Regions from separate parts of the Homo sapiens genome. Here region 2 is linked to region 1. A link is a loop called in an ENCODE intact Hi-C map of the cell type or tissue named here. Cell type or tissue: PC-9. All regions are shown on one strand. Links, peaks and the distances in the headings refer to the core of each region. The heading gives the core; the rest is flanking DNA.

Region 1 (17,288 bases), core at 5,761-13,760:
AAAGAGCCATCTGGGCTTTCCCTTTGCACTTGACTGCCTTCTTTGTTTCCCTAGACTAATTTCTTACTTCGTTGGACTCACAAAGCTCCAGAACAGTCTGGGTGGAGTCTCTTTTTGAGTAGTGAGGGTTGCATTTTTTGTTTTTGTTTTTATTTTGTTTTTTAAAAAATTTAACCAGGAAGAGAATCCTGAGAGTGGGTTGGGAATTTTAAATCTTGAAAAATCTACAAGAAAAACAGACTGGAAAGAAAAGAAGTAAAAAGAGAAAGGAAAGGAGGAGAAGAAAACTGGTAAGAGGAAAAGGGAGAAAGGAAGAGCAAAAGAAGGCAAAGCAAAGTTTAAAAATTAAATGAAAGAAGGGTGAAAAAGTAATTATAGAGAGAGGATAAAGAACTTATAATTAGGGGTTGGGCGTGATGGCTCACACCTGTAATACCAACACTTTGGGAGGCCGAGGTGGGTGGATCACTTGAGGTCAGGAGTTCGAGACCAGCCCGGCCAGCATGGTGAAACCCCGTCTCAGTATACCAAAAATACAAAAATTAGCCAGGCCTGGTGGCATGTGCCTGTAATCCCAGCTACTCAGGAGGCTGAGGCAGGAGAAATGTTTGAACCCAGGAGGTGGAGGCTGCAGTGAGTTGATATTGAACCACTGCATTCCAGCCTGGGTGAAAGAGTGACACTCTGTCTCAAAAAAAAAAAAAAAAAAAAAAAGAAACAAAAACAAAAGAAAACCAGAAAACATATAAGTAAGACTTTCATTACGTGGTCATATATAGACATTAGCGTCACCTGGGAGCTTGATAGAACTATAGAACTTCTAGTTCCACCCCAGATCCATTGAATTATAATCTGTGTGATTCTTGTGAACATTGATGTTTGAGAAGCACTGTTCTGGAGACAGAATTTCTAACAGAGAACTGTTCTGTGGACCTGTGGACCTGTGAACCAGCAGCATCAGCACCACTTGAGAACTGTGAGAAATGCCAATTCCCAGGCCCCACCCTGGACCCGCTGACTCAGAATCTCTGAGGGTAGGGCTGACAGTGTATGTTTTAACAAGCTCCCCAGATGATGCTGCTGCCTGTTCAAGTTTGAGAACCGCTGGGCTAGTTTTTTTTTTTAAACCACTGGATGGGTTTATGTTGCTCAGGTGTATCATGTCTTCGACACCGTGATGGCTCAGGATTATTATTCAAAATATTTAACAATTTGAGTGGCTTGGATGATGATCAGTCAGAATGAGCAACAGCTATGCATCTACTCAGCTAATTGCTTTGCCAGGCATAAACCCTTTTAGTTTCTGGATTTGGGGGAGATCCAGTGTGTCCTAGGGAACAGATTAGGTCAGCCTCAGTGAGGTAGGACGTGGGAATAGGGTGGGGGGGGCAGAGCCTATTTATCAACCATTATGTATTTCAATAATTTAACAACTGCTATGAGCATTCCTGTGTGTGTCAGCTAAACATTAGCCTTGTAATGTTGATGATAAATTCAACAACCGCTCTTCCTAAATGCCAAGTAGTCAACTGCAACAAATTGATTTATTTGTCAGAAAAAAAAAGTTTATTTGAAATTAGTGGCTGGGCACAGTGGCTCATGACTGTAATCCCAGCATTTTGGGAAGCTGAGGTAGGCAGATTGCTCGAGCCCAGGAGTTTGAGACCAGCCTGGGCAACATGGCGAGATACCATCTCCACAAAAAATTAAAAAAATTAGCTGGGACTACTGCATGCCTGTAGTCCCAGCTACTCAGGAGGCTGAGGAGGGAGGATTGTTTGATCTTGGGAGGTCGAGGCTACAGAGAGCCATGGTCATGCTACTGCACTCCAGCTTGGGTAAAAGAGCAAGATTCTGTCTCAAAACAACAACAAAACCCCGAAAAACAAAATTAGTCAGTTTACTTGGAATCTCAACATGAACATGGGGCTCCTTGATACATTTATAACCTTCAGTGACCCTCCTTATTGTTAGGAAGCAAAACTCTGCTAGGTCCCTGGGCCAGTAGCTGATCTCAAGGACAGGACCAGAAAAAGCTCTATTAATTGAAGGGCACTCAGTGCTGGCCCCAGGTTATTGAGCAGGAGTTGAGGGGTTGGATACCATGGATAGTGCACATCTTGAAAAGTGTGGAGAAAAAGAAATCCACGAGGCCAAGAACTGAACAAAATACCAAGACAGAAAAGACCATTCTCACTCTTCATTCATCCCCTGCAATGTGCATTAAGGGCCATGAATGAATTTACATGTGCAAAACCTATGCCAAGGACAAAATGTTCCACAAAATTGAGTTATGTAGTATTAACGGCAATTATCGCCAGCATGGGGCAAACTCATGCCTCTGGCTTTTGTAGGCTGTATCTTTGTGTGCTGTTGTGAGATATGCAGAAATTGATCATAGTGAGGACAAACATGTACATCATTATCTAAAACTTTGTAGATTCTGATCGTAAAAGTCCTTGGATTTTCCTTCAGGCATGAAAAATGCTGGGACAGAGACTGAGGTCAGGGAAATGCCTGCCTCTCTGCAGTAAACAAGCACTTAGAGTAAGGGAGCTGTTACATGTGGGTCAGTTTAGAAAAATGATTCAGCAGGCCAGGCACGGTGGCTCACGCCTGTAATCCCAGCACTTTGGGAAGCCGAGGCAGGTGGATCATGAGGTCAGGAGTTTGAGACCAGCCTGACCAACATGGTGAAACCCCGTCTCTACTAAAAATAAAAAAATTAGCTGGGTGTAGTGGCGTGCACCTGTAATCCCAGCTACTCAGGAGGCTGAGGCAGGAGAATCTCTTGAACCCGGGAGGCGGAGATTGCAGTGAGCTGAGGTTGCGCCATTGCACTCCAGCCTGGGCAACAAAGTGAGACTCCATCTAAAAAAAAATGATTCAATAAACATATTTCGTGAAAACGGAAATGAACCTCAGTGTGCCCTTGCATAAACCAAGGAATAGAGACAAGAACGTTAAGAAAGAATATCAAGTTTTAATGTTTTAGCAAGAAAAAAAGTCACTGTAATAAATTCAGGAAAACTGCCTCATTGGAGCAGCCTACTATTGGGAAAGGATAGAAAAACGTGTGATGGTATTATTTTATTTTTTATTTTATGTATTTTATTTGATGGGGTCTTGCTTTGTCACTCAGGCTGGTGTGCAGTGGCGCCGTCATTGTGCAGTGGTGCTGATGTGCAGGTTGCCCCATCACTGCAGCCTCAATCTCCCAGGCTCAAGCCATCCTCCCACCTCACCCTCCTGAGTAGCTGGAACTACAGGCATGCACCACCATGCCGGGCTAAGAGATGGCATTATTAAAGAGGGTCCCCAAATGCATATTGCTTGTAGACAGAACTTATAATGTATTATCAGTGTAAGAGTCTATTCCTGCGCAATTCTGTATCTTGTATCTGTCTTGTGCACGATAATGTGGCTTAGTAATATTATACCATCGTATAGAAAAAAACTTAGCAGTAGCAGAAAAAGCTCTGGAGGGAAATAATTTTAAAGTGTTTATTTTTTTGTTTAAGCATTTCACAAAATAGTTTTTAAAATAACATGTATTTGATTAAAAGATGAATATACGTTTTTGAAGAAAATTTGGTTCATCAGGGATAAACCGAATATATGATAATGGTCTCATAGGATTAGAATTCCTGTCATCTGCTAACACTTTACTTGCGTGTTTGTGGCAAGGCTGTTGTAAACATGTCGTGCTGCCAGATCTGCAAAATGTAGCTCATACAATTATGTATAGCACAGAATACTCGATAATGGCGACAAACAACTATGCTACTGATGAATGTATTTACTATACAGTTGACCCTTTAACAAAATGGGTTTGAAATGTATGGGTCTACTTCTATGTGGATTTTTTTCAATAAATATTTTAGAAAAATTTTTGGAAATTTGCGACAATTTGAAAAAACTTGAAGCCCAACTGCGCAGCCTGGGAATATAAAAAAAATTAAGAAAAAGGTATGTCATGAATCCAAGAAACACACATAAATACCAATTTTATAATTTACTACCATAAAATAGACACGTCTTTTTTTTTTTTTTTTTTTTTTTTTTTTAAGACAGATCCTTGCTCTTGTCACCCAGGCTGGAGTGCAGTGGCATGATCTTGGCTCACTGCAACCTCTGCCTCCTGGGTTCAAGCGATTCTCCTGCCTCAGCCTCCTGTGTAGCGGGGATTACAGGTGCCTGTCAACACGCCCGGCTGATTTTTGTATTTTCAGTATAGACAGGGTTTTGCCATGTTCGCTAGGCTGGTCTCGAACTCCTGACCTCAGGTGATCCACCCACCTCGGCCTCCCGAAGTGCTGGGATTACAAGCATGAGCCACCGCACCCGGCTGACACAAATCTATTATAAAAACTTAAAATTTATCAAAACTTACATACACAAACAGATCGCACATGGTACGTTTCATAGTCCAGAGAAATATGAACAAATGCAAAGATGCAGTATTAGATCATTTAGTACAATTTAGTACAAATTAGATCAATTTAGTACAACTGTACTACTGTAATAATTTTGTAACCATCTCCTGTTGCCATTGTGGTGAGCTTAAGTATTAACAAGTATTCTCTTAAAACACTGTGAGATGCTCATCATCTCTGAGTGTTGTCACTCCAGTAAAGTGTGTCTCACCGTAAGATGTGATCTCTGGCAGTTCTTGCATATTTTTCATAGTGTTTAGTGCAATACTATAAAGCTTGAATAACACCATGGGACGCATATGAAGTGCCGTTAGTGATGCTGGAAGTGCTCCCAAGAAGCAGAGAAAAGTCATGACATTACAAGAAAAAGCTGAATCGCTTGATATGTACCATAGATTGAGGTCTGCAGCTGCGGTTGCCTGCCATTTCACGATAAATGAATCCAGCATAAGGACAATTATAAAAAAAGAAAACAAAATTTCTGAAGTCATCACTGCAGCTATGCCAGCAAGCATGAATACTTTACACTTTTTGCAAACTCCCTTTTTATCTCATATTAAAAATGCAGCGTTTATATGTAAGTAGGATTGCTGTAAGAAAGGCATACCTATAGACTCTAATATGATTAGAGAAAAAGTAAAGTAATTGTATGACAACTCTGTCAGCACACTTTTTCTGTGAAGGGCCAGATAGTCACACAAAAGTGGCCATAGATAATAGATAAATAAACAGGCATGGCTGTGTTCCCATAAAACTTTATTTACAAAACAGGCACTGGGCTGAATTTAGCCCACAGGCCTTTGTTTCATGGTCCACGTCCTAGATTAAAATGTAGTTTAATCACGCTGGGCATGGTGGCTCATGCCTATAAACCCAGCACTTTGGGATGCTGAGGCTGTGGAGGATTGCTTGAGGCCAGGAGTTTGAGACCAGCCTGGATAACATAGCTAGACCCTGTCTCTATTTAATATATATATAGTTAATCAAAGAGAACACAAATACCTAGAGACATAAATAAGTATGTGAATCACTACATATCAAGTTGGACACAGTGGTTTATCATAAGGTGACACAATCCTATCTGAGCACCTTCCAGTCATTCCAGATTGGGAAGAATTGCATGTGATTCTATAGATAAGAGGGGGATGGGTTAGATGGCTTCGCTATTGAAGTTCTAGAGCCATTTGAACTTCAATCACTTTTCTTTTATATCTCCTAGATTATTAATCAATCTTTAAGATTTTCATGCTAGCCAGGTGCAGTGGCTCATGCCTGTAATCCCAGAACTTTGGAAAGCTGAGGCGAGCCGATCACTTGAGATCAGGAGTTCAAGATCAGCCTGGCCTACATGGTGAAACCTCATCTCTACTAAAAATACAAAAATTAGCCAGACATGGTGGCAGGCGCCTGTAGTCCCAGCTACTCAGGAGCCTGAGGCATGAGAATTGCTTGAACCCAGGAGATGGAGGTTGCGGTAAGCTGAGATCGCACCACTGAACTGCAGCCTGGGTGAGAGTGAGACTCTGTCTCAAAAAAAAAAAAAAAATGATTTTCATGCTAACTAAATTTCAAGAGGCTACTTGGTCTCATGGAAAAAGGATTGAACTCTGACTATGTTACTGATTACTTGTGTGACCGTGAGAAAGCCACTTAATCCCTTATGAATCAGTATTTTCACTTACAGGCGTTGGTCTGAAACCATGCTTCTCCAGAGCACAGGTGTTTCTTTAATTGAATTGAGGTGTTCTGCTGCTAACATGCCCAGATTAAATATCATTTCTAGGCGTGTCTGTGAAGGTGTTTCTGGATGAGATGAACATTTCACTCTGTGGACTCAGTCAAGTAGATCGCCTTTCCCATTTGATTGGGCACCATCTAATCCATTGAGTGCCTGAATAGAAAAAAAAGCAGAAGGAGGAGTTCACCCCTTTTTTTTCCTGTCTCACTGTGGCAACTGAATATCTCATCTAATCTGTATTCTGGGACAGGGATTTATACCATCAGCTCCTTTGGTTTTTAGCCTTTGGACTTGGACTGAATTATACCACCGGCTTTTCTGAGCCTATAGCTTGAGATGGTAGATTGTGGAACTTAACCTCCATAATCCTATGAGCCAATTCCTCATAATAAACACACACACACACACACACACACACACACACACACACACACACACACACACACACAATCAGTTCTGTTTGTCCAGAGAACTTTGACTAATATACCCACCAATAGTCCGCATGGTTTCTGCCTGACCTGTAGTCAGACATTGCCTGCCCCAGAATCTACAATTTAAGTTGCTATCTAATTTAAAGTGCCAGTAGATCATGTTGTTCCTCAGAGGATACCATGACCTCTTATTGCTTTAAACCTAAACACTGTGATTTATAAAAATAAGGATAGGGCCGGGCACAGTGGCTCATGCCTGTAATCCCAGCACTTTTGGAGGCCGAGGAGGGTGGATTACGAGGTCAGGAGACCATCCTGGCCAACATGGTGAAACCCCATCTCTACTAAAATACAAAAAAATTAGCTGGGTGTGGTGGCGGGTGCCTGTAGTCCCAGCTACTCAGGAGGCTGAGGCAGGGGAATTGCTTGAACCCGGGAGGTGAAGGTTGCAGTGAGCTGAGATCGCACCACTGCACTTCAGCCTGGCAACAGAGCAAGACTCTGTCTCAAAAAAAAAAAAAGTGGGGATTAGATGACTTGGCCTACCTAACTTACTGAGTTGTTGTGAGGTAAAAATAAAAAGAGAAACTGGCTTTGAAAGCAATGAAGTGCTCCACAAATGCATGAGATTGTGATTCTCATTCATTTAATACTAAGCCAACTGTCACTGTGCACCTATACTAGGGCCTAAAGATGAATGACAGAGTTAAGACATTTAGAAGTTAGGTAGAACCCAGGTCTGAAGTTTACTGAAACAGAGTTTCCCTTTGGCCTGTCTAGGAAAAATCCTCTTCTGGATTTTGATAATGCTATTTCATGATAAAAGCAAAACAACTCAAATAGAAGATTTAGAGCACATAGCTCCTTAGCTAAGCTACCTTCTCTCTTTTTTTTGGTGTGTGTGTGGGGGGGTCTCAATCCACACTTTTTCACATGTGATGTGAAACAAGTAAAAGAAGTGTTTGGGTCATAGAAGAGGTAGATTTTAGTGTATGTGAGTCCAATTTTCTAGAAGCTCTTTGATGATCAGGTATGTAGCTCAATCGCTTGTGACTTTCTAGACTTTTACCACTGTTACTTTTTGAATGATGCTCCTTGGGACATTTGCTGTAATCGAGAATTCTACCAGAGTGTACGGCATGTGCTGCAGGATGTGGGAAAGGCACAGGGCCTGTGATTCCTGGCTTGCCTAATATGAATTCTGGAAACACAAACACCTTGTGGGAGCAGTTCTTGGTCCTGTAGTTGGTGCTTAATCACCCAGCCCTGTCACTTGGAAACAGTTTGGTGCTTGATCAAAATCTTTTGCACTCCTTTCCCTCTATCACTTCCCTAGCTGCTTTCCTTTCTTTCTGCCCTCAATTCCCCTCTCCCCAAGAAAAAAAGACAAAACAAGAAGCAAAGCCAATGTAGACATGCGGAGGAGATTATATTACCACTTTTTGGTTTTTTGAGATGGGGTCTCGCTCTGTTGCCCAGGCTGGAGTGCAGTGGCATGATCATGGCTTACTGCAGCCTTGACTGCCTGGGCTTGAGCAATCCCAAGTCAGCCTCCTGAGTCGCTATGACAACAGGTGCATGCCACCATTCCCGGCTAGTTTTTTAAAAAAATTATTTATTACTTGCAGAGATGGGGGGCTCATTATGTTGCCTAGGCTGGTCTTGAACTCCTGGGCTCAAATGATCCTCCCATCTCAGCCTCCAAAAGTGCTGGGATTCCAGGTGTAAGCCACCACACCCTCCCCACACACACTCCTCATAAGATGTTGGGAATGTGAGCCGTGATCCTTGGTGATCATCGTGCTACACTGCTGCAACAATGAGTGGGTGGGAAAAGGGCTTCTTTTTCCTTAGTAGCATGTCATAAGCCAGTATGTTGAGCACAGGACAACTGCAGGGACATGGATTCCTGGCAGGGAAGGACAGTGACAACAAATGTCAAAAGTCACTTCACAACACAGATTGCAGAGATGTCTCATGTTAAGGATCCAGAGCTGGAGAGAGGTGGAGACTTCTGGAGGAAAAGAAATGTTGAAAGGAAAATGGGAAGAGGAGAGAAGGGGGGACTTGGACTGGGCCTCTCTCCTTGATTTTAGGGAACATCTATGAGGGAACATCACGATCGTCTGGGCAGGGAGGCCTCCTACTTTTCTGGAGAGCAAGAGGACTAAGTTGGAATAAGAGGGGCAAATGCCAGATTCTTTTTACTCCCAACTATTACTAAGCCTGTTAAGTTTTGGTTTCTTGCCTTTATTTGAGACAAAATTATTGAAACTTTTTGGGATTGTGTGTGTGTGTGTTCCCATGTGTTTTTGTTCAAAAGGGAATGCAGCCAAGATGTTTGCTAGCATGGGAAAGGAGAGTTCATCCCCAAGTCAATGTCATATAATTTTACCATAAAGAATGGATGATAAAGGGACCTAGTCAGGGAAGATCTCCAAATGGGGAAGGCATCCAAAGGGTCAAAGATGAGGAACCTATTGCCTGGTTGAGTGAGGATGCCAAGGACATAGGTTGGGTCATGCTGTTACCCTTTCCACATACCCTCCATGCTTCAATGCAGACAACTGATTCTTTCTTAATCTTAAATAAAGTCATATGCACATGTACCTTCAAGCTCTACTTCCAAGCATGCTGCTACACTTATAGAGTCACCACCTTTTGTATTATGACAGTGATGTCCAGTGCATTCTCATACCCTTTTATTATAATCCGGAAAGATTACAAAGAGCATGATAGCTGTCCAGGATTGCAATTTATCTGCTGTTTTTGAGACTGTGATTGGGGAGAATCTAAACTGAGGGAAGAAGCACATCCTCCTGAAGGAAGGGCTGGAGGTGATGGCCAAGGTTCTGTTCTTCACTCTCTTAGAAGTGATGGTGTCACTCTGGGTAAGTCCCTCACCCTCTGAGCCTCATTTGTAAAATGTGAAAATCAAGAGAGGCCCTGGTCCTTAAGGATCTTAAGGACTTTACTAATGCCTTTTCCTCCTCTGGTCACAACATTGCAGAGACTTGTGCTGTCAAGGATACTGACTAGTTAAGATTCTTACTGCTGAAGCTGCTTTGGGGAAGGACACATTTCCTGGGAGAGCATGTCAAGCTGAAGGTCATCATACCAGGAAAAACAGGAGAAATTATCATATCAGCAATAGGAAGGCAAAGTAAGGGTGTAGGGTGTAGCCTAGATATTGCTGCCAAAAAAGACAGGCCTCCAGTGCCTGTGGATGTGAATCACCAGGGAGCTTGATGACAAGGCTGATATTGGGTGGAGAAGGAAGTTTAAATGTATGAAAGGGAAAGACTCTATTATAAGAGGCATCTTAGCAGGGAAGAAGCTGGATCTAGCCAACTCCTCCTTTTTATATTCTCCACTCAGCTATTAGGGAAACCAATGGGGTGGGGGTTGGAGAGGACTTGTTAAGATCTAGAGTGGCATTCTACAATGACTCATACAAACCAAAACGATGACACTTAGGAAAGAGCCTTTCTCAAATCAAGGCTCAGGTTTTCAAAGAGCTCATATGTTGTTTTTTTATCTTGATGATCATTTTTTGTTAGAAACAGCAGGGCTTTGAGAACATAGCCCTAGAGAAAAACACCATAAGGCTTTTCACAGACCTGGAAAATACTCTATTTCTGGGTAGAGAAAAAAACCGCTGAGTCTTTGGCCAGTAATTTGCCTAAGCCTGTAGGTTTCCATATGCCAAATATTATATTGATACAATGCCAGGTTCTGAAGATTTAATCTTTTTTTCTTTCTTTTTTTTTTAAATTTTTTATTTTGAGACAGCGTCTCACTCTGTTGCCCAGTCTGAAGTGCAATGGCACGATCTCAGCTCACTGCAACCTCTGCTTCCTGGGTTCAAGTGATTCTCCTGCCTCAGCCCCCTGAGTAGCTGGGATTACAGGCACCCGCCACCATGCCCAGCTAATTTTTTGTATTTTTAGTAGACAGGGTTTCACTATGTTGGCCAGACTTGTCTTGAACTCCTGACCTCAGGTGATCCACCCACCTTGGCCTTCCAAAGTGCTGGGCCACCAGGCATGAGCCACTGCGCCCAGCAAAGATTTAATCTTATCAGTTCTTGCTGAACCTAAGATATCATGTTTGTAAGATAAATCATTAAATTGCCAATCATACTACGCCATGCTATTGTAAGATGCATTCCAATTTCAGAGATGTTAAGATATGCAAAATGCATATTATATTTATATTGGATGAATAAAACAGTAAGTTAAATAGCTTAACTCTGTTGAATTTTGTGATTTATGTTTAAGTCTAACTGCTACCTAGACACTGCTCTGAGAATATGGTGAGCTGACTCTGTCAAGAGTTTATTAATCCCCAAGGCTTTATTTTAATACCTGAGTAAGAATCCTCAACACCAAGCCTGTAAAATTCCACTGGGAGAGTCACTGGTATTGTGTTGACAGCAGGGACACCAGGTGGGTAAGTTATAGGAAAATAGATTGTCTTGGCAAATTGATAGCACAGCACAGCAGGGCAAGGACAAGAGTATTCTTCAAGTTCAGTTCCAAGGGCTTGACAGAGTACATCTCTCAATATTGGCCTTTCTTTTAAGGACACTAAAGCATAAAATTCATAAGTTTGTGTGCGTACTTATTGTTTGTGAGACCCCTTAATCCTTACAGCAACATCAGTAAGAGTGGGCCCTATTATTGCTTCCATTACACAAATGAGGAAAGAGGCATCCAAATCACGTGGCTAGTAAAGGGAAGGACCAGGGTTTGGATATGGGCAGTCAAATTCCAGAGCTTGTGCTTTTAATCACTGCACCCATCCATGAGAAATAAACCTTGCTATCAAAGCAATTCAGACACGTAAACTAGCCATGATATAAAGAAAAAAGTGCTTTGATAGAGATGTGTGTAAAGTGATGCAGAGCCTGAAGGATAAAGCAACTAAGTTCAGGGATCTTACATATTAATAAAAGCCCTGAGGCCGGGCACCTGTAATCCCAGCACTTTGGTAGGCCAAGGCGGGTGGATCACTTGAGGTCAGGAGTTTGAGACCAGCCTGGTCAACATGGCGAAAACCCATCTCTACTAAAAATACAAAAATTGGCCAGACGTGATGGCACATGCCTGTAATCCCAGCTACTCAGGAGGCTGAGGCAGGAGAATCATTTGAACCTGGAAGGCAGAGGTTGCAGTGAGCTGAGATCACGCCATTGCGCTTCAGACTAGGCAACAGAGTGAGACTCTGTCTCAAAAAAAAAAAAAAAAGAAGAGCAAGCCAGATACATTGTCTTTTTAAGAAAGGATTCATCTTAATATTCTATAATTGCAGACCATGGGTTTCCTAGATACCATGCATTTGCATATTTGTGGACTGAATAGTCAATGTATTTACTCCAAGATTCATGAATATCGACACAAGGCTCATTACCTCATAGTCAGTAAATGTGGTTTAAACAAATTTTTTGGTTGTAGAAAATTTCCAGCATACACAAAAGTAGAGAGGAGCATATGCTGAACTCCCATCTACTCCTTACTCAGCTATTATCAATATTTTGCTGCGCTTGCTTTGGCTATATTCACCTTCCCCATCTCCTTATACACTTTTTTCTTTTGGGGGGATTTGAAAGCAAATCCAAGCATTTACATAATCTCACTAGTAAATACTTCAGTATAGTTATCTAATATACAAGATCTTAAAAATAATCAAAATTATTCCAACCAAAGGCATTAACAATAATTCCAAATATTCATCTAATACCCAGTCTTTGTTCAGTTTTTCCTGATTAATAAATGTGATTTAATGGAAAAACTTTTACTTCTTTTGTGTTGACTAGAAGTAGATAGTACTTCCTCTCAGACCTATTTAGGCCATATTTGCAAAAACACAAAACCTTTCTTATGAGCAATTTAGGCTGTTAGGAAATATAAATAAAATGAATAGTTTTTATAAACAGCACATGCAGTATAACTTTATTTTTAAGATTAAAGACCCAAAGTAGATTTTAAAACAAACACCTGGCAATGATAGAGCTGACCCAGCATGTGCCCAGGTGAGTCCTGTTGAGGAAGTGCACGGTAAAAATTCACAAATTGAGGGGTAAGATGGTCATTTTGCTCAGGAGGGCTGAGCAAGTAACTCTTGAATTCTGATTCATGCTTTTTCTTTGATCAACGTCATTTGTCATTACTGAATGCCTTCCAAAAACTCATTTGGATGTCGTATGTGCTAAACTTTTCTCAGGCGCCCTCTGAACCAACCCAGTCTTCAAGGTAACTGCTCATTTTATCTTTCAGTGTTTTTCTGTCTTTGACTTTAGAAAGGCAAATGATGAAAACAGAATTGAAAACTTAGGTTGTTTTCCTCTGTGAAAAAATGTATATATATGTGTATATGTACATGTACAGAAACATGTAAAATATTGTATTGTTTTTTATGACACTGTATTCCTGGGACCTTCCCTAAATATATATGTATATATTTTTTTAGACAGAGTTTTGCTCTTGTTGCCCAGGCTGGAGTTTAATGGAGCGGTCTCGGCTCACTGCAACCTCCGCTTGCAGGGTTCAAACCATTCTCCTGCCTTAGCCTCCCAAGTAGCTGGGATTACAGGTGCCTGCCACCATGCTGGGATAATTTTGTATTTTTAGTAGAGATGGGGTTTCACCATGTTGGACAGGCTGTTCTGAAACTCCTGACCTCAGGTGATCTGCCTGCCTTGGCCTCCCAAAGTGCTGGGATTATAGGCGTGAGCCACCGCACCTAGCCTCCTAAATGCTTTTTGAAATTGTTTAAAAGCTTTTCTTCTCTCATCAGTCTCTATTATTTCATTCTTTCCTCAGCATTTATTGAGCGTTTACTACATGTCAAGTATTACCAAGTATACATTGGTGAAAAAATATAATGCTTGTCTTCAAGGAGGAAGAGAGACAGGCAAATGATAAATGTCTGCCATGGGCTAACCCTGGAACCATTGTGGAAGGGCACCTATTGGTCAGGGGGAGATCAGAAAAAAGGTTTACTATACAGGAGGAGGGAAAGGCAGCAGGGAGGAAAGGAAACAAGTTGGGAGTTCAGGTGTGCCATATATCAGAAGGTGAAATGAGGCGAGAAACCAGATGGAACTATTCAGAATGATTTGCAATTTTTTTAGTACAAGAGGATGGGAACAAGAAATAACAATAGGTTTCTGTAGAGTTCAATGTCTCATTCTTATTCCTCCATTGGGCACTTTTATACCCTGGTTGTCTTATAGGAACTGTAAATTAGAACTGTATTCAACTGTCTCAAAGTATAAAGCATAAAGTAAATATAGTCTGAAGAACAACTACCTGTGGTCTAGTTAGCTTCACCTTGGAGGTGGGTATGGTTTGTGATGCTAGACTACTTCAGCTGGACCAGACCACAAAGATTGGTGCTGCTTCTTAAACTAGGGAGAAGGAAGACTCTGACTTGTATAAATTGGCTTTTCCTTTAGTTTACTACCAAACTAGCAAAATATTAGAATGGTGATTTCCATGATATCAAGAATACAAATGAGTGGGTGTGTCTTCCTGTTGCCTCCCTAGTTCTACCACGTGGGGTTATCAAAGTTTGATGATCTCAGCAGCCTGTGTAGAGTGAAGAATCAACCACAGCTGTTGTACCTTTCACTCCTCCTGGAGACACCTTAGCACCCAATAATCTATTCTATTAACATGAGCATCATCTTGCACCATAATGAGAGGTTTCTGGGTTTTATTTCTGTATTTTTGGACCTACTCAAGGTTCAAGTATAGCAAGCTGGGTAGTGGCTTAACATCAAAGTCAAACTATTCTGATAAGGACAAAATGTTTGTGGCAAGTGTGTGTGTGTGTTTGGGTTTAAGAGTGCTTCTGGATATATCTGATCTGTCACACTTCTTTTGGATCTCAATGTCACACACACACAGTATATTCATTCTATAGTTGATGTCCACATTGGCTTCTGATATGGTTTGGATTTCTGTCTCCACCCAAATCTCATGTCAAATTGTAATCCCCAGTGTTGGAGAAGGGGCCTGGTGGGAGGTAACTAGATTATGGAGGCAAGCTTCCCACTTGCTTTTCTTGTGCTAGTGAGTGAGTTCTCATGAGATTTGGTTGTTTAAGTGTGTAGCCCCTGCCCCTTCTCTCTCTTCCTCCTTCTCCAGTTATGTAAGATGGGCCTGCTTCCCCTTTGCCTTCTGCCATGATTGTAAATTTCCCCAGGCCTCCTCAGCCATACTTCCTGTACAGCCTACAGAACCGAAAGCCAATTAAACCTCTTTTCTTTATAAATTACCCAGTCTCAGGTAGTTGTTTTATTTTCTTTTATTTTTTGGAGATGGAGTCTCACTCTGTTGTCCAGGCTGGAGTGCAGTGACGCAATCTCAGCTCACTGCAACCTCCGTCTCCCAGGTTCAAGCGATTCTCCTGCCTCAGCATCCCGAGTAGCTGAGATTACAGGCACATGCCACCATGCCTGGCTAATTTTGTATTTTTAGTAAAGATGGGGTTTCATCATCTTGGTTAGGCTGGTCTCGAACTCCTGACCTCGTGATCCTCCTGTGTTGGGCTGCCAAAGTGCTAGGATTACAGGCATGAGCCACCTTTCCCAGCCTCAGGTAGTTCTTTGTAGCAATGTGAGAACAGACTAATACTTCTTGGTTCTACTCATGGGCATTGTTGGCTCAAAGGAACCCTGGAATGGGAAAGAGCAGAGTGCATTCTCCCAGCACCCTATAAAAGCTGGACTTGGAGTGGGGATGGAGGTTTAGGGCAAAGTCAACAGCATCTGAGAACTCAAGAACAAATGGTAGAAAAAATAGGGTGGGGGATGGTGAGTATGATGGTAGGGTTAGGTGAGAACTGGGAGTAAAGGGAAGTGGCAGTGGTAAAGGAGATAACTTGTGCAAAGGCCTCAAGAAGAGAACGTGGTGTATTCAGAGAACTGAAAGCTGTTCATCATGAGGTCTTCTCAATGTTGCAATTATGACTTATGGAACATTTTGCGCTGTCTTTTAAACATAGCCTAAAGTTATTTGGTGGAATTCTCACATAAACCAACACTACTTTGTGATTAGGAACACTTTTTTTTTTTTTTTTTTGCAAACACCAGAAACATAGACTGTAATAATAAACCACCATAGTTATAAAGCTTACGTGGTGTTGAAAATGCCAGGGACATGGCCTAGCTAAGGTTCATTCTCTGGAAAGGGTGTTGTGACTGACTGCTCTGAGCCCCAGCCTTGGGTCTCAGGTGTTAGGCTGTAATTTCCAGGTCATTGCTTTTCTGTGCCTCAGGTTTCTTAAATGGAAAGAAGAGGAAGCTTTGCAGAATTCGCTGAGACAGATTGAAGAAAGGTTGAGCAGAGAAAGGGACACTGACATTTATTCAGCCATTGTTACATATTAGGCATCCACATAGTTTTTAGTTCCCACAATTTATGAGATAGTGTAAGAGAAAATATATTTTAAATTACAAAGCAGAATGCAAACTATAAGGTATGTAATAAAGATTTTGGAAGTATTTCCCCATTTGAACGTATGATCTATAGATTCTCAGTCATCGCTCTTGTGAAGAATGTGGTATGATTGAGAAATGCACGTGGGTAGCTTTTGCTACTTTTTTGTGGTCTTTACCTTAATCCATTCTTGCAGGTTTTTCTGGTTTGTCAGTTTTCTCTTTATTGCCCTTGCTGATAGGATACACTTTAACTTACAGAAACATAAACTAGCTTGACCACTGCTGGGAAGGTAAAAAGATCCAGGGGGACATAATGAAAGGTGGAATGTGCATGATTCAGAAGGCTGAGGATTCGGCATTGTAATTAGACAGGTCAGGACTTAGGAGGGTGGAGAGAACTCACTTGAAAATGATGTCTGCAAGGAGTGGGTGTGATCAGCAGTTCCTCCAGAGAGACAGCAGTTTGTACTGTAACTCTTAGAAACACCCAGACAGCCTATATCTTTGTGTGTCTTTTTTTTTTTTTTGAGACGGAGTCTCGCTCTGTCGCCCAGGCTGGAGTGCAGTGGCACGATCTCGGCTCACTGCAAGCTCCGCCTCCCAGGTTCACACCATTCTCCTGCCTCAGCCTCCTGAGTAGCTGGGATTACAGGCGCCCGCCACCGCACCCGGCTAATTTTTTGTATTTTTCTTTAGTCGAGACGGGGTTTCTCTGTGGTCTCGATCTCCTGATCTCGTGATCTGCCCACCTCGGCCTCCCAAAGTGCTGGGATTACAGGCGTGAGCCACTGCTCCCGGCCTTGTGTATCTTTTTAAAGTCGGTTGTCTTGCTTCACAAAACTTAAGAGCCCAGAAATGTTGCACCCAGGAGCATGTATTTTAAGTGGCTTTGCCTGCTGATTCTTACAGCTGGGAACATGTAGCTGCAGTGCAATGTGTCTGCTCTTCTTTTTTTATTTGTATAAATTTATAGAGTACAACTATAATTTTGTAATATGGATAGATTATATGTAGTGGTGGAGCTCAGGGCTTTTAGGGTATGCATTACCTGAATAACATACACTATACCCATTAAGTGATTTATCCTCATCCAGCCCCCTCCCACTGCCCTCCCGAATCTCCCTTGTCTGTCAGTCCACATTCTATGTCCATGGGTGCACATTATTTAGCTCCCACTTGTAAGTGAGAAAATGTGGTATTTGACTTCCTGTGTCTCAACTGTTTCAACTAAGATA
Region 2 (13,661 bases), core at 5,560-13,559, 73 kb before region 1:
TCTCCATCATGGCTTAACTTCTATAGTGATCAAACTTGACTGTAGTCAAATAGATAAGAAGCATGAATGCCCTAAAGATAAGGTATTTAAAGTAAGGAGAGGTCCGGTTCAATGGCTCACATCTATAAGTAATCCCAGCACTTTGGGAGGCTGAGGTGGGAGGATCATTTGAGCCTAGGAGGGGGAGCTTGCAGTGAGCTGCAATTGGGCCACTATGCTCCAACCTTGGCAACAGAGCAAGATGCTGTATAAACTAACAAACAAATAAATAAAGTAAGGAGAAAGGGAAAAAATCACTTTGGCAATTTTCAATCTTGATTTAGTTCTGGTTTGCTCGTCTTTTGATTTTTGGAAAAAAAAGTTCAAATGTAAGAGCTTTTATATTGATTCATTGTAAACTTCCAAGTCTGGTAACTTTTAAATAATAAAACCAGAAAATTGGCCGGGCACAGTGGCTTATGCCTGTAATCCCCACACTTTGGGAGGCTGAGGTAGGTGGATCGCCTGAGGTCAGGAGTTCGAGACCAGCCTGGCCAACATGGTGAAACCCCATCTCTACTAAAAATACAAAAATTAGCCGGGTGTGGTGGCGGGCTCCTGTAATCCCTGTAATCTCAGAAGGCTGAGACAGGAGAATCGCTTAAACCCGGGAGGTGGAGGTTGCAGTGAGCTGAGATCATGCCATTGTACTCCAGCCTGGAGAACAAGAGCAAAACTCCTTCTCAAAAATAAATAAATAAATAAAATCAGAAAATTAAATTTTTAAAGAATCTAGTTTTGTATGGAGTAGTTCCTGGTGGCTCACGGCTGGGCACTTGGGTCCCCTCCACATGGCCTTTCATCCTCCAGTAGGTTAGACTGAGCTTCTTTTCAGGGCAGTGTTTGAAGAGGGTGAGAATGGAAGCTACAAGCTTTCTTGGGGTCTAGATTTGTAAGTCCTACAATATTACTTCTGCTGTACCTACTGGTCAGAAAAAGTCACAAGGCCTATCCAGTTTCAAGGGATGGGGAAATAGACTACATCTCTTTATTCAAGAAGTATCACAGTTATATTGCAAAGGTGCTGACCTGTAAATATTAGATGAATCACTGGGACCATCTTTGTAAGCAATCTACTCTAGTCCTTATTTTCATGGCTCAGGAGACAGCTCTAGCCATAAAGCCCATGTTCTAAGCATCAGGATGGGGGAAGAGAAAAGGAGGGCATTCCCTCTATCTTTAGGAATATGTCCCAGTGGTTGCACATATTATATCCCTATCATTGATTAAAACTTAAGGGCCAGGTGCAGTGGCTCACACCTGTAATCCCAACACTTTGGGAGGCCAAGGCGGGCGGATCATGAGGTCAGGAGTTCAAGACCAGCCTGGCCAATACGGTGAAACCCCGTCTCTACTAAAAATACAAAAATTACCCGGGTGTGGTGGCATGCACCTGTAGTCCCAGCTACTCGGGAGGCTGAGGTCGAAGAGTCGCTTGAACCCGGGAGACGGAGTTTGCAGTGAGCCGAGACCACACCATTGCACTCCAGCCTGGGCGACAGAGTGAGACTCCATCTCAAACAAACAAACACTTAATTACATGGCCCCATCAAGCTACAAGAGGCTGGGAAATAGAATCTTTGTTCTAGATAGCCAAGTGCCCAGGTAAAAAGCATGAGTTCTGTGTACTGTAGAAAAAGAAGACTGGATTTTGGTGGGGCAAAAACCAATAGTATCTGCTAGACATAACACAGGAATATATTGTACTAATTCAACTCCAAAAAATATTTTCACCTAATCCACATTTCTTAATTTCAAATTCCACTACTACTGCCCTGAGTCAGACTGGAACTGCCTTTGCAAAAATTATGACATTGAGAGAAATCTAACATAACTGACTTAATCTTGCTTCTAACCTCAGAAGATAACTGCCCTTGCTCATTCCCGGGCATAGGCCAAGCTAACTATGGGAGGAATTTAGTTTATAGTTTAACCTTAAAGCAAGGATGATAATAGCTGCTTCCCAAAACTATTCCCCTCCTTGTTTGGGGACCAAAACCACCTTTGTAAAACTAATAGAGTCCACAAAATTAGAATTTTGGGAGGGGCCTGAATTCTGTAACACCTATGCATAGTTAAATGATAACTAGTCATGGTTTCCTAATGTGCTTACTGCTCAGGAGTCATGTAGCTGGTGTTCAAAAGATTTAAAACTTCCCTACTTGCTCCTATAGATAACGTCACTCTTGTAAAACCCAAGACTGGTGTTGGAGATATTTTTCAGACTTTGCATTCTGATGGAACAAATGATACCACCTGTCTGGTCACCCCCACCTAGGAATGAACTCAGTGCCTATGATTTCATTCCTGCCCCAGCCAAACAACATTTCCCATTTCCTAACCCTCTACCCACCAATCTATCCTTAAAAACCCTAGCCTCTGAGCCCTCAGGAAGGCGGATTTGGGAAACCTCTCCTGTCCTCCTGCTCAGCTGCCTTGCGATAATTAAATTATTTCTCTGCTATCTCAGTGTATTGGCTTTATCTGTGCAGTGGGCAAGAAGAACCTATTGGGCTTTAACAACATTACCTCATCTCTTACCTGGACCACAGCCATACTCTCGTAACTCATCTCCCTTCTACTATGTTTGATCCCCTATAAGCCTTTCTTTACACAACTATATGAAAATCTTCATATGTCACTCCTCTACTTGAAACCTTTCAATGTTTTTTTCATTGGCTCTGAATGAAACTAATACTTACCATGGCCACAAGACCATGTATGATCTGGTCTCCATCTATCCCATGAACTCATCTCATTCTGCTTTCCACCTGCACTCACTGTATCTCCAGGCACACCAGGCTTCCCTCAGGTCATCTCTCCAAGCACTTTCCCCCTTTGGGGGCTTTATAAGAGGTATGTGATCACACCCCAGCCTCCTTTCATGAGTTTGGAATCAACTAGGAAGAAAACACAAGGGTCAGACTGGACAGAGATAAAAATATCAGCTTTATTCTTAAAAGCACTGGGTTGGAGAACAAGTTTAGATGTGCAGCTATAATCAGACCTTCTTGGGAGCCAACATTTTCTTGTAGAAATACAAGGACTGAGGCATAGAGTTTCATCTCTATTTACTTCAGGCCTTTTTCTGTTTGTTTGTTTGTTTTTTGATTTCACAAACTACTACTTTGTATAATAGTAAAAAGGGTTGTTTTATGGTACCAGGCACGTTGTTAACACAATTTTTTTTTTAATTCTTTTTAAGACAGAGTCTCGCTCTGTCACCCAAGCTGGAGTGCAGTGGCATGATCACAGCTCACTGCAACCTCCACTTCCCAGGTTCAAGTGATCCTCCCACCTCAGCCTCCCAAGTAGCTGGGATTATAGGCGTGCACCACCACGCCTAGCTAATTTTTGTATTTTTGGTAGAGATGGGGTTTTGCCATGCTGGCCAGGCTGGTCTTGAACTCCTGACCTCAAGTGATCCACCTGCCTCAGCCTCCCAAAGTGCTGGGATTACAGGCATGAGCCACCGTGCCTCGCCTTGTTAACACAATTCTTAAACAATTGTGAAGACATCGAGATTTTTCTCTCCTTCAGTATCACCTTTGCAAATTATAGGATATTTATCACTTTTGTAATTTACAAAAAAATGTAGTGTTATTCACATTTAGTCATTTTTTCAAGACACACATTTTGAAATTGTCAGCTTCTCTGGAGAAATATGATTAACCAAAACATAATCTAGCACTGCCCCTCCCTCCCAAGAAAAATAAACAAACCAGCGGGTCAATTTAATCCTACATTGAGGGTGTAGTTTTGTGAAATAACACTTGTTGAACATTAGTATCTAAATTATTCATAGAACTCAAACAGATATATTTAGCTTTTAACCATTCCTCCTTCAAAACAAACCATGAGCTCTTAGTGGAAAATATGATTTGACCACAAAAAACTTAAATATGAAGCAAAAAATGAACTTCAAGGTGAATGAATTCAAAGGTAATTTGTCTTGTAAACACTCTGATTTTGGAACAAATCATGCCCTTTAGGAAAAACAAAAACAATGAAGCTACTCCTTTTGGTAAAGCTTCCCAGGCTGCTTGGGAAGCAAATACAAGAATACTACCTTAGAACAGAATCCTGTTGTACCGAGTGCTCTTCCCTACCTGCTCCTTGCACATTGCTATCCCCACTATGACCATGCGGGTCTCTAGGGCAAGTAGGAGTATTTCCTTTCGCAGGGAAGGAGACAGAGACACTCATGTGAAGTGATTGCCTGAAATTATATGCTACCTTAGCAGGAGATCCTAAATAAGATGGCCTAATCGTCATCCAGAAGTCTAAGGCCTTGGCCCGAGCCTGGCTGTGACCATTCATTCTGGACAGCCTCATCCTTACACGTGGGGGAAAGCCAATGGTATCAGTTAGAACTCTCTTTTCCAAGACCAGAAACCAAACTGACCTAGAAAGGGGATTTCAAAAAGGGGATTACTGTCTGGCTGCAGTGATGGCTTGATGAAGTAGGTCATGTTACCAAGACCTAGTCTTTCTTTTGTCTTTTTGTTCCACATTCTCTGATTTGTCCTGTTTTCAGCCAAGCTTCTTCATTGTGGTAGCAGTTTGGTTGCTGTAGTTCCAAACCTAACTTTCTATCACTTCAAATCCAGTGAAAAAAAGAGCAAAAATTTTTTTTGTTTTTTTTCCCAGAAGTCCCAGCCCAAGTTTTATTTGTGTCCCATTGACTCTAATTGAGTGGATCAGTCACTATGTTACTGGTGACATATGTCACTATGGCCACATGTTGTACCATGCCTTGGTCACTTGCTCCTCCACTTTGACTAGGCTGGAGGCAATTCTGCAGATTCAAAGATTCTGTAGCATCCTGCATAAAGAGGCTTCAGAGAAACCTGCAAAGGCAGGCTTTGGTTTTACTGTTTCTTTAAACTTTCCCATAGTTTGGGAGCAATATTTTGTGTAAGGAAATCAAGCTGTGTGAGAAAAGAAGGATGGATGCTGGGTGGAAAAACAACCCTCCACCTATATATACTTTAGCAGCCTGTTCATATTTGAAGTTCTCAATGGGAGAATCTTTGCCTCAGATTTGGTTTCTAGAGCCATGTCAGCAGCTCCAGCTGTGAGGCGATGAAGCTGGAAGAGTCTAGAGAGGCTGTGTCCACCTTAGAAGCACCACTCAATCTCAGCAAACAACCTTTATTTTCACTTAATAAGCCACTAGCTCAAGAGACCTACCAATCCCTGGCATGCGTGCTAGGTGGCTAATTTCATGATCAAGAACCAACATGCTTCCTTCATGATCTAGAGAAGACAGAAGGACGGTATTTCCAGTCTGCCAGCCATTAGTTAATTAAATTGCTTAATCACACCATTCCATGACAACTGGTAAATTAGCATCATCCCTCCATCCAAAGGGAATTAAAAACCACGAAGATACATTATTCTGGGACAGTAAGACAGTTAACAGGAAGGCAATATGATTTAGGAGCCAAAAATATAAACAATGCTTTTCACACTACAGGTTTTCAATGTATTCATAGTCTTAAACTTAATAATAATGAGATTATTATTTATTGGAAGAATTTAGTTGTATTAGTTGAGAGAGCTAAAGGAAAAGGAACACTCCTAGTAAGGGAAAGGTTTCGTCTATTCCCGAATTTTACAATCCTTGATTTTTAAGTCATCTAGTGTTCCAGAATTGTTTTCATTTTACATTTAGCTTAGTTGAAGCAGGAAGCATTGCATGAGTTTCCTTCAACCACTGACAAAGCAGAAACTTGCAAACAACCTGGTTCTCCTGAGGCCCAGACTTTAGAAGGCTCCACCATGCTACTTATGCTTTAAAACAAAAATTTCCCCCACTTTGTGTTTTATACAGATCTCAGTGCTAGAAGACAGGTTCACGTTTTTGTAGAGGATGTTGAGTTTCGTATGACCAGGGTTTATAGTTGCAGACAACTGAAGCTTACGTTGTATGATTTATTCTCACAGAATTTCTGGTAATGATGCAGAAGTAGGCTTGGAAACCAAGCAGAAGACAGGAAGGTATTTAGCAGCCTGGAAGATGCCTGATAAACCCAGTCTGATGAGGGCTCTCCTACCTTCACCACTCAACACTCTGCTGCTACCAGAAACTGGATGCCATTGGATAAGGGTTGTCAGACAAAATACAAGGTACCTAGTTATATTGGAATTTTAAATAAATGATATATTTCTGAACATAAATAGGTTCCACACAATATATCAGGCATACTCATACTAAAATTATACTAAAAATATTTGTTCTTAGGCTGGACATGGTGGCTCACGCCTGTAATCCTAGTACTTTGGGAGGCCCAGGTGGGTGGATTTCTTGGCACTTTGGGAGGCCAAGGTGGGTGAATTGCTTGAGCTTGGGAGTTTGACAACAGCCTAGCCAACATGGTGAAACCCTGTCTCTATAGCTGGGCGTGGTGGTGGGTCCCTATAATCTCAGCTACTTGGGAGGCTGAGGCAGGAGAATCGCTTGAACCTGGGAGGTGGAGATTGCAGTGAGCTGGTATGGTACTACTGCATTCCAGCCTGGGGGACAGAGCGAGACTCCATCTCAAAAAAAAAAAAAAAAAGAAAAAGTTGTTTATCTGAAATTCAGATTTAACTGGACCTCTTGTATTTTCATGTTAAATCTGGTAACCCCGTACTGGATGTCCCATTGCTACTGCCACGGCTGTCCGTGTAAACTAGCCACCACCTGCCACTCAAATGGATTTTCCAGGTGGTTCCTGGCTCTTTGCATCATGGGTTCTGAAAAGAACCTGAGTCAGGTATGTGTGATCGGTGTAGCCTCTGCTACAAGCCCCTGATTCGAGGGAGCAGAAAGCTCATGGTGTCTTCAGCATTGTTGGTGGGAAGTGGCCCCTGTCTTCTACTGAATCTTAAATTTCTCAAACATGGGGGTGGGCAGCAGTGAGGTCCAGATATTGGAGCACTGGTGGGGAAGACAAATGCCTATCCTATTTTCTCTTTAACATATATCCCTCCTCTTTTTTACTGTCTAGTGGCCTGTGAGTGGGGGCCAGGCATGATTTGTGTGTGTGTGTGTGTGTGTGTGGGTGTGTGTGTGTGTTTGTCAGTGACTGGTTCAAGAACCCACATCTAAGCCAGTTAGCAAGGCCGGGAGCAGTGGCTCATGCCTGTAATCCCAGCACTTTGGGAGGCCAAGAACGGCAGATCGCCTGAAGTCAGGGGTTCGAGACCAGCCTGGGCAACATGGTGAAACCCCGTCTCTACTAAACATACAAAAATTAGCCAGGTGTGGTGGTGGTAATAAACGCCTGTAGTCCCAGCTACTTGGGAGGGTGAGGCAGGAGAATCACTTGAACCTGGGAGGCAGAGGTTGCAATGAGCCCGGATTGCGCCACTGCACTCCAGCCTAGGCAACAGAGCGAGACTCTGTCTCAAAAGTAAAAGAAAAGGAAAAGAAAAAATAAAATAAAATTTCATCAAGCCAGTTAGCAGATGACACTGCCGTGGCCACTGGGTTATTTTAAGACTGAGCACATGACCCAATCTGGGCCAATGAGATGAGAGGAAGGTTTGCTGGAGGATTCCAGGGAAAGTTACCTTATTCCTGATACCCGAATAAAGAAACGATCTTGACCAGGTGTGGTGGCTCACGCCTGTAATTTCAAAACTTTGGGAAGCCGAGGCGGGCAGATGGCTTGAGCCCAGGACTTAAGAGACCAGCCTGGACAACAAGGTGAGACCCCCATCTCTATTTATAATAGTAATAAGAAAAGAAATGATCTTATCTTCATCCAGATATTTTTGTGTGTAGTGGCGAGGTCTAGAAATTTTGTAGCCATCCTGCTTCCAGCCAGAGATGAACACAGAGAGAAAACAAGGGCAGAAAGCATCCTGGTAGTTGCTCAGGTGTGGAGCTGGGACTACTGGATTAAGTTCCCTGAAGGCTGTTCTCCATCTGGATATCCAGTTATGTGCACAGGTTCATTTTTATTTGGCTTAAGCAACTTCAAGTTGTGTGTTCTGGTACTTACAGCCAAAACCAACCCAACTAAAAAGAAGATTCATGAATATGTGAAGTGCTTTTGTAACCTTATCATTTGCTGAAATCTGAAAGTATAGCATAATGTTGTTTTGGTTGAACTAGAAATTATTGATATTATGAAACTGTATTTCAAAGATTAGTATTTAAATTAATGCAACACAAACAACTGGAGATCTGCTTCATTAGGCCAGAGAAAGCAATTTATGATGATTGCCAGATTCTTGCTCTTTTTGCATGAAGGCTTGGAGGATGAAGAGCATGAGACAGCCTCTCAGGGAGTACCCTCTGAGGAGAGAAACATATTTAAATTTTTGGAAAGGCCTACAGTGCAAACATAAACAGGATTTTAGAGAACACTGCCCTCCCTCCGTTTTTCTTCATATGGTGGACAGCTGCTACTTTGGCCTGCCTAGCAACTTTCCCCACTTCTTTGAGAATAGCATTCTGCTTTTCCTTTGTATAACTCTCTCCTTCATGCCCTGCAATCCTGTTGGGACCAGCCACCCAGGTCACACATCTGCTCTCAACCATTAGCCCCGAAGGTGGGCGTGTGATTTCTCACAGATTTTAGATCTCCAAGGGAGTGATGCAAGAGGGAAAATCTTCTTGGGATTATTCCCAAACGAACTCGCCATGGATCCCTGTTCTTGAAATCCCCAGAAATGGAAATACCTGATTCCTGTTCTTTCTGTGTAGCTTGATTCTAGCCAGCCCCTCTAATGGCTTTGCTTAAGGTAGCCAGTGTGAGTTTCTGTCGTATGCCACCAAAGACCTTAGACCATACTCCACCAGAACAGTCTGTGAAAAAAAATCAAGCCTTCATGTAGGAGCTACATTTATGTTTTCACTAGACGTGCAAATACAAGTCTGATATAAACCTGTTTATAGTAACTTCTATCACATGCCTAAACTATCATATAATCAATTGTTAAGAAAAGCTTTTTGGGAACCGAAGTGTATTTTATTTATTTATTCATTTACCAGTTATGTGACACTTAGTGTGTTGAAGGCATTGCTTATTTGTTTAATCCTCATTACAATCTAGTAATGTAAGTACTATATTTATTCCTATTTTACAGATTCTGAAACTAAAGCACAGAAAGGTTAAGTAATGTGCTCAGTGTCACACAGCTAGTAAATTATGGAGCTGCGATCCAAGCTGTGAGAGGCTGACTTCAGTCTGTGTTTTTTATCCATTGTGTAAAACTGCATCATTAGAAGACTGAAACTTAAAATATAAAATCAACTTCTAATAAATAGGATTAGATATATGGAAAAGCAGCTTAACAATAAAATATCTTCCAGGCCAGAAGCCAGAAAGAGAAACAGAGGTGTCTGAAGCCCTTGGATTGCAGCTTTCAATTTCTGAGCCAAATAAAACTGCTTAGGATTTCCAGGTGGGCGGTGGGGGTGGGGGGTGGGAATCCTCATCTAATGAATGAGCAAGCACGAACTAAGTCCAAACACCTGCTACTTTTTTTTGTTGTTGTTGTTCACTGTTGCCAGGTGATCCATGATGAGCCTTGGATCAATAAGTAATTATAATTGACATAGTATATAATTAATTATGTAATTTCAACTTACTAAGTTTATTTCCACTAAGATTGTCCCATAAAACTGGGATATTTTAAAGGCTTCCATGGAAAAGGAGAGACTAAAGATCAAAGACTTTTTTACATTTGACTCAGCTATGAATCATATCCTCTACAGTGTGAATTATCTCAGCCCACCATTATTAACTCTAGCAAATATAATGAAATTATTCTATCATTCATTCAACTTTATGCAGTTGGTGCCAAGTGCCAGCCACACTTCTGGGCACTGAGGATATGACAGTGAATAAGCAGGTGAAAATTCCTTCCTTGATGGCACCGATATTCTAGTGGGCAGTTGTAATCCCACCACTGCACAACTGAACAAGCCTGAATGTCTCCAGTCTCCAAATTGTTTCCATTACTACACAGAATGAAAGAATAGATTCATCTAGCCAGGCGTGGTGGCTCATGCTTGTAATCTCAGCACTTTGGGAGGCCGAGGTGGGTGGATCACCTAAGGTCAGGAGTTTGAGACCAGCTTGGCCAACATGGTGAAACCTCTTCTCCACTAAAAACACAAGAATTAGCTGGTTGCGGTGGCACATACCTGTAGTCCCAGCTACTCGGGAGGCTGAGGCAGGAGAATTGCTTGAACCCCGGAGGCAGAGGTTGCAGTGAGTTGAGATGGCACCACTGCACTCCAGCCTGGGTGACAGAGAGAGACTTTGTCTGAAAAAAGAAACTAAAAAAAAAAAGAGAATAGATTTCTCCGATAGCTGTGCTGAGTGTTTAGGGGAGACATCAGTTGGCTTGATCCTTCTAGAGGTGCCAAGAGAGAGGACACTTGGTGGAAGACTGCCTGGCAGAGGCAGTAATATCTGCTTGGAGATAATGATGATTTGTTATTGTATGTTTAAGGTTTCACAGGAACAGATTGTGCCCAAAGGAACTCTCCATGGATCCCAAATTTTGAATATATAAAATTTATATACTTTAATGTACTTAATTCTCACAACAACCTAAGATCTACCGTAGTTCATAAATTTACTATTTTCATATCTTAACTTTTCTGAAATTGAGATGCATCTTACAAGCCATGGTCTCTTATTATTACTGTCAGTAGAGTGGAAGTGCCGATGGAGATACTGGGGGTGTTGCACTTGGCCAGAGCTGTTCATATTTTCAGCAGTTCAGGTGAATTATGAACATTGCTGATACGGCATGTGTTGGGTTACTTGTTGTTTATATGTTCCTGGTTCTTGTCTGAAACCTTCTGTTGACACCTGCTGTTCAGATCATCTTGCAGAATGGGTGCCAACAGCATGGAAGAAAGTCTCCAAGATGGAGCTGGGAGTTAGATGAGGCATGCACAGTGGAGCATTTCTCTAGGAAATGCGGCTTCACCAGTCCTATTGCTGGAACAGATGGTAGTTTTGTATGGAAAAAGTCTGAGTAAGCATTGGATTCTAATGTAACAGGATTGTTTTTCATTGTAGTACATGGTGTGTATTGTAATCAAAGGCATCCTAGATTCAATGAAATACAGAACTATTACCTCATTTTACAGAGGAGGAAGCTGAGCCACAATAATGTGAATTAACTTGCCCCAAACTTCACAGTTTGAGATGGCAGATCCAGGACCTAATCCTGAACTGCATGGTTTCAGAGTTCACGTACTCAGTTAACTATTGTACTATGCTGCCTGTCAGTATAAATGCAGCTGGCTGAGGGAGGTTACCACAGCCTGATTTACTTACTTAGTGAATCAGTATTCATTGCGTGCCCACCATGTGCCCGATATTGGCATATATTTGGGGACAGGCACAGTGGCGTGAAAGAAATTAAAGCCTTGTGGAGTACATAGCTTAATAAAAAGGAATAGGTCTTAATCAAATAACAACAGGAGAGCCAGGCACGGTGACTCACACCTGTAATCCTAGCACTTTGGAATGCTGAGGTGGGCAGATTGCCTGAGCTCAGGCGTTCTAGACCACCATGGGCAACATGGTGAAACCCCATCTGTACTAAAATACAAAAAAATTAGCTGGGCGTGGTGGTGCGCACCTGTAATCCCAGCTACTCGGGAGGCTGAGGCACAAGAATAGCTTGAACCCGGGAGGTGGAGGTTGCAGTGAGCCAAGATCACAGCACTGCACTCAAGCCTGGGTGACAGAATGAGACTCTGTCTCAGAAAAAAAACAAAACAAACAAACAAAAAACCCAGGAGTAAATGTCAAGTTGCAAATGTGCAGTAAGTGGCAGGAGAGCTACATCATGCTGTTAAAATGTAAAAGCGAGGGGCCCTTTTATAACCTGAGGAATCATGGAAGGCTTCCTGGAGGGAGAGTCCTTTGGGCTAAAGGTAAATAGGCAAATAGGGTACAGGGAGAAGCATAGCAGAAGGAGGAAACAGCATGTAAAAAAGACCCTGTGGTAGGAAAGAACTTATTGCCTTTCTTTTATTTATTCAATTTAAAAAAATAGAGACAGGGTCTCACTATGTTGGCCAGGTTGGTCTTGAATTCCTGGCCTCAAGCAATCCTCCCACCTCTGCCTCCCAAAGTGCTAGGATTACAGGCATGAGCCACCATGCCCAACCAAACTTATCAACTTTCCATATTGGAAGGAAGCCAGCGTGGCATGTCTCTGTGTGTGCATGTGCATGCGGGTGTGTGTGTGTGTGTGTGTGTGTGTGTGTGTGTGTGTGTGTGTGTAGGTGGGGGTCAGAGGGTTATGAGATGAAGGTAGAGAAGTAGATGGAGATGAGATCACATATGGCCCTGTAGCCATGTTAAAGATTGTAGTCTCCATCCTGAAAGGAATGGGGGCCTTTTGTACCCCAAAATGAGTCATTGACTATGGATGCCTTTGGAAGCGTCATAACCTTTTAGACAAAGCACTCCCATCAGACAAGGGTCATTCTTGGGAGAAGTGGGGCAGCTAAGAGCCATTAGCAGCCAATAGCCACAGTAAGCAGTGGTTGAGACTTTCTACTTGGTACTGGGGATTTAGGGAACATTTCAGCATCCACTATGAGAATTGTGCTCAGCTTCATGGTTCATAGTGTCCACGAAGTAAAAACCAGCTACTCTGAAGAAGAAGAATTCCTCTTGCTGAAACCAGGATAAATTTGTTCTGATGTGGTGTGATTTGCAATGTTCTCAGTAATATCCCTAGAGTAGACTCAGGGCTGTTTCTTCCAGTTCTCCTGAGAACAGGGCAATCAGATGCTGTGAGAAGCCAGAGTTGCCACAGGTACAGAGCTTTTTTGATCTGTATGTGGCAGATTTGGCTCCCAATGGAATCCACTGACTTCTCACTTCCAGGGGGTAGCTCAGAGGTGAAACTATAAAGTCGGTGGAGAGTATCTTCTCTGTCCCTGCCTCACTACCACCCTCTCAGCATCCTTTTCTGTCCCCACTTCACTACTACCTTTCTTCCATTTGATCTCCAACTTTAAATTGTTTTCCAGATATTTCTTTCTTTCTTTTTTTCTAAAGGAACTTAACTTTAAAAAGTGTTAGAGATTTATGGTACACGTAGGATGTTTGCATTTTAAAGACCACTGGGAACCAACAGTGTTTATCATAGGGAAATGAGTAACTATTCATATAATTTAAGGCATGTGGACCCCTTTAAATTATGTAAGATGACTAAGCTCCTCATACAAACTACATACACAGGGTGATCGAATAAGCAAACAGTAGAGAAAAGTTGGGAAGCTCTTATTCTGCACTCTCACTTTGCATATAGAACAATCCAGGCCATTACTCTTAGCTAATCTTCTTTTCCTCTCCCTTCCTGTGTCTTAGTTTTCTCTTCACCAAATAGAGAGAGTGGCAGGGTAGATGGCATTGCTAGGCCCAATCAAAGACAGAGACAAGGATGGAATAATTCTGATACATTCATTTTCCCCATGGCAGTGATAACCAGCACAACAGCAATGGCACAACCAACAATTACTGAATGTCTTCCAGCTGTCAAGTTCCTTTCAGTTTCCAAGTCTTGTGAAAAGGAAGATGTCAGTGGATTTTCTGGCTAATGAGAGCCAAACCTCAACCTTTGGATCCTTCTTAGTTTCA

What was found. Hi-C counts contacts between places; a loop is a spot of excess contacts. Peaks named below come from ENCODE experiments on the same cell type or tissue, not always from the same donor. Only the 100,000 strongest peaks of a DNase experiment are listed, where the experiment ranks them.
Region 2: it touches region 1 in a loop (5-fold over the local background); 1 of 110 quality-filtered maps calls a loop at or near these places.

What each region holds. Positions count from the first base shown.
Region 1 is chr9:110,341,330-110,358,617 of GRCh38, forward strand. No RefSeq gene overlaps it. Among named protein-coding and RNA genes, the nearest start is that of TXNDC8, 12 kb to the left of the region's middle. RefSeq lists enhancers at 14,913-15,082, 15,864-16,033. In PC-9, for the core only: no CTCF peak of the experiment used is centred there; a DNase peak (open chromatin) is centred at 9,962; H3K27ac peaks cover 2,133 bases.
Region 2 is chr9:110,268,541-110,282,201 of GRCh38, forward strand. It overlaps LOC107987114 (a long non-coding RNA gene), which reads right to left and starts at 8,836. Exons shown (of 3, transcript XR_001746890.1): 1 at 8,717-8,836; 2 at 2,742-2,939. LOC124902246 (a long non-coding RNA gene) reads left to right here and starts at 5,367. Exons shown (of 2, transcript XR_007061729.1): 1 at 5,367-6,171. RefSeq lists enhancers at 5,220-5,389, 9,258-10,457. In PC-9, for the core only: no CTCF peak of the experiment used is centred there; DNase peaks (open chromatin) are centred at 9,741 and 11,461; H3K27ac peaks cover 1,916 bases.